Regions from separate parts of the Homo sapiens genome. Here all the other regions are linked to region 2. The links are chromatin contacts, found by Hi-C or POLR2A ChIA-PET in ENCODE. All regions are on one chromosome and are shown on one strand. The core of a region is the stretch at or near the end of the contact, and the rest is flanking DNA. Distances in the headings are between cores, read along the strand shown.

Region 1 (3,397 bases), core at 564-3,063, 610 kb after region 2:
GGTAGTGAAGCAGTGAGCCCCAGGCTAGGGGGAGTGGATGATGTCACCTTCTAGGGCCCCCTCTTCCCAGGGAACAGGACTATAAACCTGCAGAATCCTCAACGCTTTTTCTCTCCCTTGCACTCAGGGAACCCAAAAAGAAGCTCAGCACACTCACTAAGAGGAGGGAGAGGAAGTTATACTTTAATAAAAGTATCCAGAAAAATCAAGGTTTCAAAACCTTCACTGAGGTGTATTAATAATAGTAGGTATCATCTATTGAGCCTTTACAAGCGTTTTCCAGTATGTCAAAAATGGCCAAAGGATTATAATCTCCCAATTGGACATACTGCACTATATCAAACCAAGATTCTAAAATCTGCTAAACTGGCCTAACTTATATAGATGAAGATGCCAAAAAAACTGATGTGATTCTTCCTTCTCCAGGAGAAAAATTCTGTATAGGAATACTTATAGTGTATTCTTATGAATAAACTTATTCATATAGATATGTATCTGGACAGATAGATAGATAGATATAAATGAGACAGGCACCTGCGCCTGTAATCCCAGCTACTTGGGATTGGGAGGCTGAGGCAGGAGAATACCTTGAACCCGGGAGGCAGAGGCAGAGGTTGCAGTGAGATGAGATCCCGCCACTACACTCCACCCTGGGTGAGAGTGAGACTGTGTCTAAAAAAAAAATATATATATATATATATATACACACACACACACACACACACACACACACACACACACACGTATATATATATACTTTTTTAATTAAAAAATTTTAAAATGGCCGGGCGCGGTAGCTCTCGTCTGTAATCCCAGCACTTTGGGAGGCCGGGGCGGGCAGATCACGAGGTCAGGGGTTCGAGACCAGCCTGGCCAACATAGTGAAACCCAGTCTCTACCAAAAATAGAAAAATTAGCCAGGCGTGGTAGCAGGCGCCTGTAGTCCCAGCTACTTGGGAGGCTGAGGCAGGAGAATCCCTTGAAGCCGGGAGGCGGAGCTTGCAGTGAGCCGAGATCGTGCCACTGCACTCCATCCAGCATGCGCAACAGAGCGAGACTCCCTCTCAAAAAAAAAAATTAAATAAAATCTGCTACAGTAATCTTTTTTAAAAAAATCTACTATCTCTCTTGTAAACGACACAATCTTTCTCTTTGGCAAAAGTAGAATATGAGGCGTTTTAAAGTGTCTAATTCCAAAATCCCTGCCCCGGCGTGAGGCTCCCGCCTCTAATAGATGCGTGACCCTGGGCCTGTCCCTTCCCATCTCAGCCTCCGCTACTGTCCCGTGGGGCTGGCGGCCCCTGCCCGCCCAGCCTGCTGTAGGGGGGGCCGCGAGGCCTCAAATGGGACAATACTCCTAAGGCGCGGCCTCCTCGTCGCCGAGCGTGACTCTGGGGCCCGGCCTGGCTGAGGCCGCAGATGGGCCGGATCGTCAGCCGCTGACGTCGGGGCCCCGCCCGCCGGGCCTGGCATTTGGGCCGCCCGGTCAATGCCTTCGACGCGGGCTGGGCGATGGGCCGGGGGCAACGAGCGCGGAGGCTGCGCGCAAGGCCCTCTCACCCCGCGGCCTCGCGCGGCCAGAGTCCCTCGCGCGGGCTCACGCGGCGGCGGCCTGGGCCTTCCGGGCGTCCGCGGGGCCGAGGGCGCTTACCCGGGCAGGCGCCGCTTCGGCCATGGCTGCCCGCGTCCCTCGCTGGGTTGCAGTCCCTGGACCCGGCCTGTCGGGCCCGGGGCGGCGCGGCAGCGACGGCGGAAGCGGAGCGGGACCCGCCTAACCTGAGAGCTACTGCCGGGCGGCAGCGAACTGCGTCCCGAGCCACGTGCCCCGCTGGCCCTTTAAAAAAGAGCTGCGCTCGGCGGCCGAGCTTGAGGACGCGCACAGCGCCCCCTGCAGCCCGTAGGACCGCACGCCCGCGGCCGCCGCCCCGCGCCCTCCCGAGGCCTTCAGCGCCCGCGGCGTCCGGGACCCAGGCGCGGCCACCCACCCTCACCCGGGGCGCGGGAGTTGACGCCAGGGCGGGCGTGCCACGGCCTCCAGCGGGGCTACGTCAGGCGTAAGCCACTCCCGGGCCAGCGCGGCGCCCAACCTCTCTCTGCGTCCCACGCGGGAGCCGGGAGGGCTGCGGGAAGGAACCGCGCTGGAAAGTGCGAAACCTCGCGAGGGAAAGCTGCGTGGGGAACGGGGTCGGCCCTCGCCGGGGCTCCAGTCCGGACCGAGACTCTGTTGCAGCGCCTCCCACGCACCACAGAACTGAGTTGGGGAAAGTAAAAAGGATACGTGTGTACCCAGGGAGAAGCCAGGGAAACTTACATGAACGTTTTTAAAGTCTCTTTTAAATTTGACAGAACAAACGTGAAGATGGTAGGATTTTTTTTTTTTTTTTCCTAAGCCTGCCCTCCCCTCCTGAGGACTCTGGGGTCCCTTCCTCCTCCCGGGGCCCGCCTGGTGAAAGTCCTCAGCCACCCACGAGGACCCTTCTGTAGCTTTGGTCCAGGCTGAGATCACAGCAAGTGTGAATCAGTCCATCCCTCATTTAGGCCCTGAGGCATCTTGAATAAACCGCAGGACCCATTTTCCTCGGCCTGTGCTGAGGCATATTGAACTAAATGTGCTGTATGCAGTTGAAGCTTTGTTTTCTGTCTTTTCTGCATTTCCCATTCATCTCACAGTCTTTGTCCAACAAGCTGGCAAACTCTTCCCGCTAGAAATCTGCAGTTTTGTTTCTTTCTGTGTTTGGGTTTGTTTGGGGTTTTTTGGTTTTGGTTTTGTTTTTTCTTTTTTGGGGGGGGGGGGTGAGGGTGAGAAGTTATTTTCACAAATATTTGAGCCAAGCAAAAGCGTGGTCAACTATCAGAAAAAACACAAACTGATATCCTAAGTAAGGTGAACCCCAAAATTTGCGGAAAGGTTAGGACGTGTTACTTTAAGGTAACAAATCAAATAAATATTTGGCATTATTCATTTTGGAAATTCTTGTTGAACTATCCCAATCTAAAACACAAACTGCAAGTATGCACTAAAGACATTAAGAGCATCCCTAGGATCTTATCAGGGATCAGTCCAATCTATTCAGGATTATAAAATACCAGTAAATGGTGACGTTATAGAATAACAGTTAAGGTCCAATGCAAACAGAAAGGGTCAGGAAAATGGGCCAGGAGCCGTGGCTCATGCCTGTAATCCCAGCAGTTTGGGAGGCTGAGGCGGATGGATCACCTGAGGTCAGGAGTTCGAGACCAGCCTGGCCAACATGATGAAACCCCATCTCTACTAATACAAAAAATTAGCTGGGTGTGGTGGTGAGGTACTCTGGAGGCTGAGGCAGGATAATCGCTTGAACCCGGGAAGCAGAGGTTGCAGTAAGCCGAGATCATGCCATTGCACTCCAGCCTGGGC
Region 2 (3,317 bases), core at 274-2,773:
ACCACATCCAAGTTGCCTTAAGAATCCTTCCCTTCATTTCCCTTCTCTACCACCCAATATTGCTCCATCTTAATGCAGACGTGTTGTGGAAAGGCACTGCACAGAGCTGCATTTGTGGCAACCCAACAGGGAGTGGTCTGTAGAATTCAAAATTCATGGAGCAAGGGGAAGGAAAACAATAGGCTAGAAGACAGGGCAAGAAGCAGGCAGACTGTGAGCCAGTTCTGAGGCCCAGTGAGTTGTTACAAAGAGAACAGGGACTAGCCACTTTGCGTGTACTCAGAGAAGACCAGAGACAGATGCTTCAAGTGCAGCAAAAGAAATTTCAGTCAAACTGAAGCAAGAACTCACCAAGAATAGCAGGAGACGCAAGACACGAAAATGGTTTACAAAGTGAAGCTGTGGGATCCCAAACCCTGCCTGTCTTTAAGAACAAAGGCAGCACTCACATGTCCAAACGGCCTTTGGGCAAAGCTAACTCTAATCCAAACGAGGCCCTTGATCTTTGATCTAAAGCACTGCAAGCTGGTGCTGGACACAGGAGCACGCGATCCCTTTTTCAACATTACTAAGCAGGTTGTGCCAGTCCTGGCTGGGCACTGAGTAGACAATGGTGAACTGGACAAACTCCAGCCCCTGGGAACATGCAGTCAAGGGAAGGGTGCTTTGTAACTGAAGATAATATGAAGCAGAAACTGGTGAATGGCGCAGCAATCTGCTAGAGGACCTTCGAAAAATAACGCCAGCTAAACTTATCCCATACCTACAAAGTGTCACGCACTGGTAGGTGTTTTAAATGCGTTACCGCAGGTCATCCTCACAGCAGCCTTTTAAGGCAGGAGTCGACATTATCTCCATTTTACCCATGAAGAAACTGAGACTTGATATTGGCTCTAGGTCACACAGCTAGCAAGGAGTGGAGAAACTGCGTCAGTGCCCACTTGTGCCCTTTACTGGCTGCAGGAGGGGTGACAGACATCTCCAATGTCACTCTCCTCTTTACCTTCTGGATATGCCCTCTCGCCCCACCTCCTGCCTGTTCCCGGCTGTCAGAGACCCAGGTGCAGAGAGACCTCAGAGGTGGCGTCCGGGGTCCTGGCGTCCCTCCTGCGGACGCTCGCTGCAGAGCAGGAAGCCGCCGCCCCGGGGCGGAGGGGCGAGCCGGGCCAGGGGGCCGGGGTGGAGAGGTCTGCAGGGCCTGCGCGCTTTCCTTACCCGCGGTTGGGTCCCTTCGGCACGAACCAGGGCCCGGCGATGCCGACGAGGCCCCAGAACGTGGTGAAGATGATGACCGGGAGGGCGAATGAGTGCGCCGTCATGGCCGGGCGCAGGATGCCCAGGCAGGATGCAGGGCCGAGCAGCGGGCGCTGCAGGTGCGCGGGTCCCCAGCCGGGCAGCGCGCTGAGCATGCGCAACAGGAGTCGAGCACCCGAAGCGATCAGCCGGGCCGGGCCGCGCACGCGCATCTCCTGATCCAGCCCGCCGCGCTGTCACTCAGGACCTGCCTAGGAGCCCACTCGCTGATTGGCTGAGCAGGGCCGCGGACAGAGAGAAATGCCGAGGAATAGGGGCGCGGCCGCCCGGTTTCGGCGATGGGTTATAGGGTCCGCGTCAGCCCCGCGCCCGCACAGCCAACGTCACGCCGCATTCTTATTTCCAAAGACCCCTGGAGCTTGGGGTCCCACCCCAGCGGTCTTTCGGGGCGTCCCCTGCCCTTCACGCGCCGCGCCGGCTCGGCCCGAAGCGCCCTGCGGACCCGCAGCCTGGGCCGCCCCGAACCTGACGGCCCCGCGGGGGTCGGACGCGGGAGGAACGGCCTCGCTTTCAGAGACGCAGCGGGAGGGCGGTCCCCGCTGTCCCTCTGGCCGGGTCCTCAGCACGCGTTCTCCTCACTCCCAGGACTAGCGAGCGGCGGGCGCGGACCGGGGCCTGGGGTCGGAGGCGGCGCAGCCAGAAAGGCCCCAGCGGCGCTGAGACGTTTGGGGGAAGGCGGGGGCTTCGCGTTTCGATGGCGGGAAGCGGAATGAGGTTGGACCGGCCGGGCCGGCGTTCAGGGACCCGGCGGGAGGCGGAGGGCTGGCGTCCTCGCGGACATCCATCTGCAGCGAACCAGGCAGAGGCTTTGGGATTAGATCCTTGACTCCTTGCGTCAGTAGTTAAGGTTTGTTTAAATATAAAATGGGATGGCCCTTCTTACAAGGTTGCTGGAGGATTAAATGAATAGGCATGTGGAAAGCACCTAGTATAATAAGGCTCGGTAGTTTCTTCCATCAGGGCTGGAAGAGACCACGGAGCCTGCTTTCCTCCTTCGGCGTTTGGATCTCACATATCCCTTCTTCTCTGGCGATCAAAAATCCCTATCTTCTGTAGAGATCCCTTTTACAGATCAGTGGCCTCCAGGCGGTATCTCTAGCAACAAGTGCTACCCCAAGCGGCCGGCCACACATATTCCCTGGCTTCATGACATAGGGAGGCGCAGTCCCCACGTGATGCAGAAGGGAAATGTGCCTGTCCTTGCACTGACCCCGTCAGCCATGTGTGCTCCTGGCTGTTTTCTGAAATCAAGAACCAGTTACATCCGCCCTTCTCCGTTCTCTAGTTGAAACCTCCCTATCCATCCTTCCAACATTCATGTAAGTTGGAGGTGGGCGTGGGATGACACCAAACTGTTAGGTATAAAATACCATCCTAGCCTTCGAGGGGTTTCTAAAGTAGTTGAGGAGTGATATATTCTGGTAAAATCATAATGCTGGACAGCGCAGTTCTAAGAGCCCTGTGATCAAAGTAGCCAAATGCCCATTATGAGAATTCAGAGGGTGGAGAAATCCAGGAAGACTCCCTGGAGGAGGTGAGATTTTAGCTGGATTGTAAACAATGGTTATTTTTCTCATCCAGAGTGTGTACATTGTTGAGAACACTGGCCTAGGATAAGGGTGCACTTGGCATCCAGGAGATAGAGTTAAGAGTATGTCCATACAGGCCTTCAAAAAATCACCACGAGGGCTGAGCGCAGTGGCTCACACCTGTAATCCCAGCACTATGGGAGGCAGAGGCGGGCGGATCACGAGGTCAGGAGATCGAGACCATCCTGGCTAACACGGTGAAACCCCGTCTCTACTAAAAATATAAAAAAATTAGCTGGGCATGGTGGCGGGCACCTGTAGTCCTAGCTACTTTGGAGGCTGAAAGGAGAATGGCGTGAACCCGGGAGGCAGAGCTTGCACTTGCAGTGAGCCGAGATTGTGCCCCTGCACTCCAGCCTGGGGGACAGAGTGAGACTCCGTCTCAAAAAAAAAAAAAAAAAAAAAATCACCACG
Region 3 (3,355 bases), core at 795-3,294, 810 kb before region 2:
GACAGAGAGAGAGACACACACACACACACACAAAGAACCTATGGAAATGTGAGAGAAGGAAGAGAAGACTGAATGGTAGGAGAAGGAGTATTTCAAAGAGATCTGAAAGATTTGTGCATAAGGGAAAAGCCTGGATGCATATTTTGGATCCTGGTGAGTATTTTAACAATTTTCGAGCCAGACTTGGTGGTTCATGCCTGTAATTCCAGCACTTTGGGAGGCTGAGGCGGGTGGATCACAAGGTCAGGAGTTTGAGACCAGCCTGACCAATATGGTGAAACCCCGTCTCTACTAAAAATACAAAAAAAAATTAGCTGGGCGTGGTGGTGTGTGCCTTTAGTCCCAGCTACTTGGGAGGCTGAGGCAGGAGAATCACTTGAACCTGGGAGGTGGAGGTTGCAGTGAGCCGAGATTGCGCCACTGCACTCCGGCCTGGGTGACAGAGAGAGACACTGTCTCAAAACAAACAAACAAACAAACAAACAAAGAAAACAAAACCCCACAATTTTCAGCTGCTGGTGGTGGTAGCTGTGGGAGTTAGAATAAGATCCTTCACCCTTGTTTATTTTGCCCCAACATCATCAGAAGAGCCAAACACACACACACACACACACACACACACACACACACACACACACACACACGTGAAGTCACCTTCTTACCCCAGTGACTGTGTTCATTTTGGTCCATTGGTGTTCCTGAGAAACAGAGAGACAAGAAACTTATTTTTCAGTTCTAAATCATGAAAAATTCTTATATTTCTTTTCTTTTCTTTTTCTTTCTTTCTTTTTTTTTTTTTTTTTTTTGAGACACAGTTTCACTCTGTCACCCAGGCTGGAGTGCAGTGGTGCGATCTCGGCTCACTGCAACCTCCACATCCTGGGTTCAAGTGATTCTCCTGCCTCAGCCTCCCGAGTAGCTGGGATTATGGGTGTGCACCACCATGCCCATCTAATTTTTGTAGTTTTAGTAGAGACAGGGTTTCACCATGTTGGCCAGGCTGGTCTCAAACTCCTGACCTCAAATGATCCACCAGCCTCGGCCTCCCAAAGTTCTGGAATTAAAAGCGTGAGCCATCACACTAGGCCAAGATCCTTATATTTCTAAACAACCATGTTTCATTTGTCTACTCATAAGGGACAAGGTGGGTGGGAAAGGAATGACTTCCTACTTTACAGAGAACTGGAATCACTTGCTGAGGGGCTGAGAAGTGGGTTTCATTTGTAAGCCTCATGCCCAGCTCTCTCTCGCTTTCTTCCTCCCGTCCTCTCACAGATCAGCCCGGCTCCCTTCTGTTTTTGTTTTGCCTGCACACTCTTCGCTTCTGTCAGCTTTCTCTGTAGGTGTGCCTTCCCTTACACCTTAGGCTCAGTCCTCCCTTTCCCTCTCTTTCTTTTCCCACCTTGCCTCCTTCCCTCCTCTACTCTCTCCAAACCTCCTCCCTCATGTTGAGTCTTTGCTGAGAGACTCAGTGAATGAAGATTATGACTCTGGGAAACCGTGCAGTCCTTTAAGCTGGAAATACACTTCACTTGATCCATTAATGGCTTGAATTTTTCTCATTCCCCAACAGCCCCTGGTTATGAAGCCCTTGCAATGTAGGAACTACTATGGAGTGAGAAATATCGGTACGTTTTCATCAGCTAGTTTCTCTTGCTTAAATCTGGCAGGCATAGACCAAGCGTACAAGCACAGAAAACTGAAAGCCACCGATTAATGCCCAAATTCTTCCCAGTTAGCACTTTTTATTGACTTTATACTATGGAAATTCTTTCTTTGCCAGTAATGTGTAAAGTAAATTACATCGGTTTCCTGTAAACTGGCTCCACTTAAGGAAAAGGCAGTCACTCTAAATTGCTTCTCTTAAAATAGGACAAATTTGTTCTAAGAAAAATGAAAATGTTTGTGCATGGCTTGGGACCTAGAAATCAACACTGCAGAACTTTTCGTAAATCTGGGCTTACCTGATTTACTGTTCAAAGAAACAGTTGGCTCCCTGTTCAGTCCTGTTGTCTTATAGCTCAGCTCCAAGAGAAAAAGAAAGTAAAACCGAGACTCCAGTCGGTCTTCTTCCTCTCTTGAATCTTCCTGAGCTTCCTGACTGCTAATGAACGCCACCACGTGCCTGTGTTTGAAATTCTCTTTCATGCCATTATGCAAAATAAACAGTTTAAATGGAAAGTTAATCAGTAGTTATTTGCTGTCATGTGGGCCAACTGTCTCTTCTTCTCAAAAGTGAAAAAAGAGTGTTTTAATGATTTCATCTGGACTGGAAAGAAAGGCATGAATGCCAAGGAAGTTGGTGGATTTCAGTCCTTCCCAGCTGGGATATGTCCCAACAGTTAGAAGTTTGTCTAGATGCAAATGGCCCCCTGAGAAGGGCTTAAACCTCATTGACACCAGCAGCAGGGATTGTTCTAAAGCAGATGCCACTGGGAGAGAAGAGGAGCCTCTGATAGGCACTGCCCAGGGGAAGAAGGGCACAGAAAGGGGAACCTGAGAGGGGACATTTTTGTCTGAGTCTGATTGTAAGGATCATTAACCATCAAAACATTTTTACATAACTCATTCATGGCTTCTAGGATTCTGGGCCTTTCTTCCCTGTCCAGCTCTGTAATTTCAGAGAACCTCCCTGTGGGGAGAAATTGTCTAGGAAATGTCTATAGTAATACTCTGGAGTGTTGGCTGGGTCAAATGGTATTTCTAGTTCAAGATGCCTGAGGAATCGCCACACTGACTTCCACAATGGTTGAACTAGTTTACGGTCCCACCAACAGTGTAAAAGTGTTCTTATTTCTCCACATCCTAGCATTTAAAACATTTCCTTTTGATTGTCTTGGAGTTTCCAGGTTTATCATAGACTCAGTTGCAAATAGTGATAATTTTCCCTCCTTGTTTCCAAAAATATCTTATGTTGCTTTCTCTTGTATAATTACAATTGCTTGCTACCTTTTCAAAAGTGAGTTAATGTGCTTTTATTATTTATTTACCTGTAGGGCACCTAATATCTTATCATTAATATTGATGTTGGTTATTGGAAATTAATTAGTTTATTTTAAAATCAGTGTGGCTATACTTTGCTTAGTCCTATTTCATTAAAGTCTTTTATCTGTGGTATAAATTTAGAAAATTTTATTTTGACGTTGACTGATATAATTCCATGTCTTTTTCCTTTTGACCTACTAATATTGCAAATTACATCACTGCGTTTCCTAACATAAGTGATATGTACATGTACATGTGCAAAGGTTTGGGTTCCTAGGAATACAGACTGTTGAGATGAAGATAAAATGGATGAAGGAAGTTTATTAGGGAATCTTCTCAGGAAATGTGCTAGAGGGAGAAGGGAAGAACC

The links. Hi-C counts contacts between places; a loop is a spot of excess contacts on that map. ChIA-PET counts read pairs that join two places held with the same protein, here RNA polymerase II (POLR2A). Pooled maps may share reads with other maps.
Region 1: a loop to region 2 is called in a pooled map, with 9 times the contacts of the local background. The contact joins the promoter of ZNF783 here to the promoter of ATP6V0E2-AS1 in region 2. A Hi-C loop is called at or near these places in 7 of 50 pooled maps. POLR2A ChIA-PET finds 5 or more read pairs at or near these places in 2 of 52 experiments (AG04449 and GM10248).
Region 3: a pooled map shows a loop between it and region 2 (5-fold over the local background). The contact joins the promoter of GIMAP2 here to the promoter of ATP6V0E2-AS1 in region 2. A Hi-C loop is called at or near these places in 1 of 37 single-sample maps with no recorded cell type and 1 of 50 pooled maps.

Annotation. Positions count from the first base shown.
Region 1 is chr7:149,260,612-149,264,008 of GRCh38, reverse strand. ZNF783 (zinc finger protein 783) reads right to left here and starts at 1,813. Exons shown (of 6, transcript NM_001195220.2): 1 at 1,652-1,813. The coding sequence starts at 1,675. It overlaps LOC124901769 (a long non-coding RNA gene), which reads left to right and starts at 1,668. Exons shown (of 2, transcript XR_007060582.1): 1 at 1,668-2,362. RefSeq lists a silencer at 1,346-2,215.
Region 2 is chr7:149,872,068-149,875,384 of GRCh38, reverse strand. It overlaps ATP6V0E2-AS1 (ATP6V0E2 antisense RNA 1), which reads left to right and starts at 1,523. Exons shown (of 4, transcript NR_027040.1): 1 at 1,523-2,161. It overlaps ATP6V0E2 (ATPase H+ transporting V0 subunit e2), which reads right to left and starts at 1,416. Exons shown (of 4, transcript NM_145230.4): 1 at 1,216-1,416. The coding sequence starts at 1,319. RefSeq lists silencers at 980-1,159, 1,570-1,649, 1,680-1,889 and enhancers at 1,180-1,319, 649-1,617.
Region 3 is chr7:150,684,395-150,687,749 of GRCh38, reverse strand. It overlaps GIMAP2 (GTPase, IMAP family member 2), which reads right to left and starts at 2,044. Exons shown (of 3, transcript NM_015660.3): 1 at 1,965-2,044; 2 at 663-698. The coding sequence starts at 690. LOC124901774 (a long non-coding RNA gene) reads left to right here and starts at 37. Exons shown (of 4, transcript XR_007060589.1): 1 at 37-153; 2 at 1,574-1,628. RefSeq lists an enhancer at 1,970-2,169.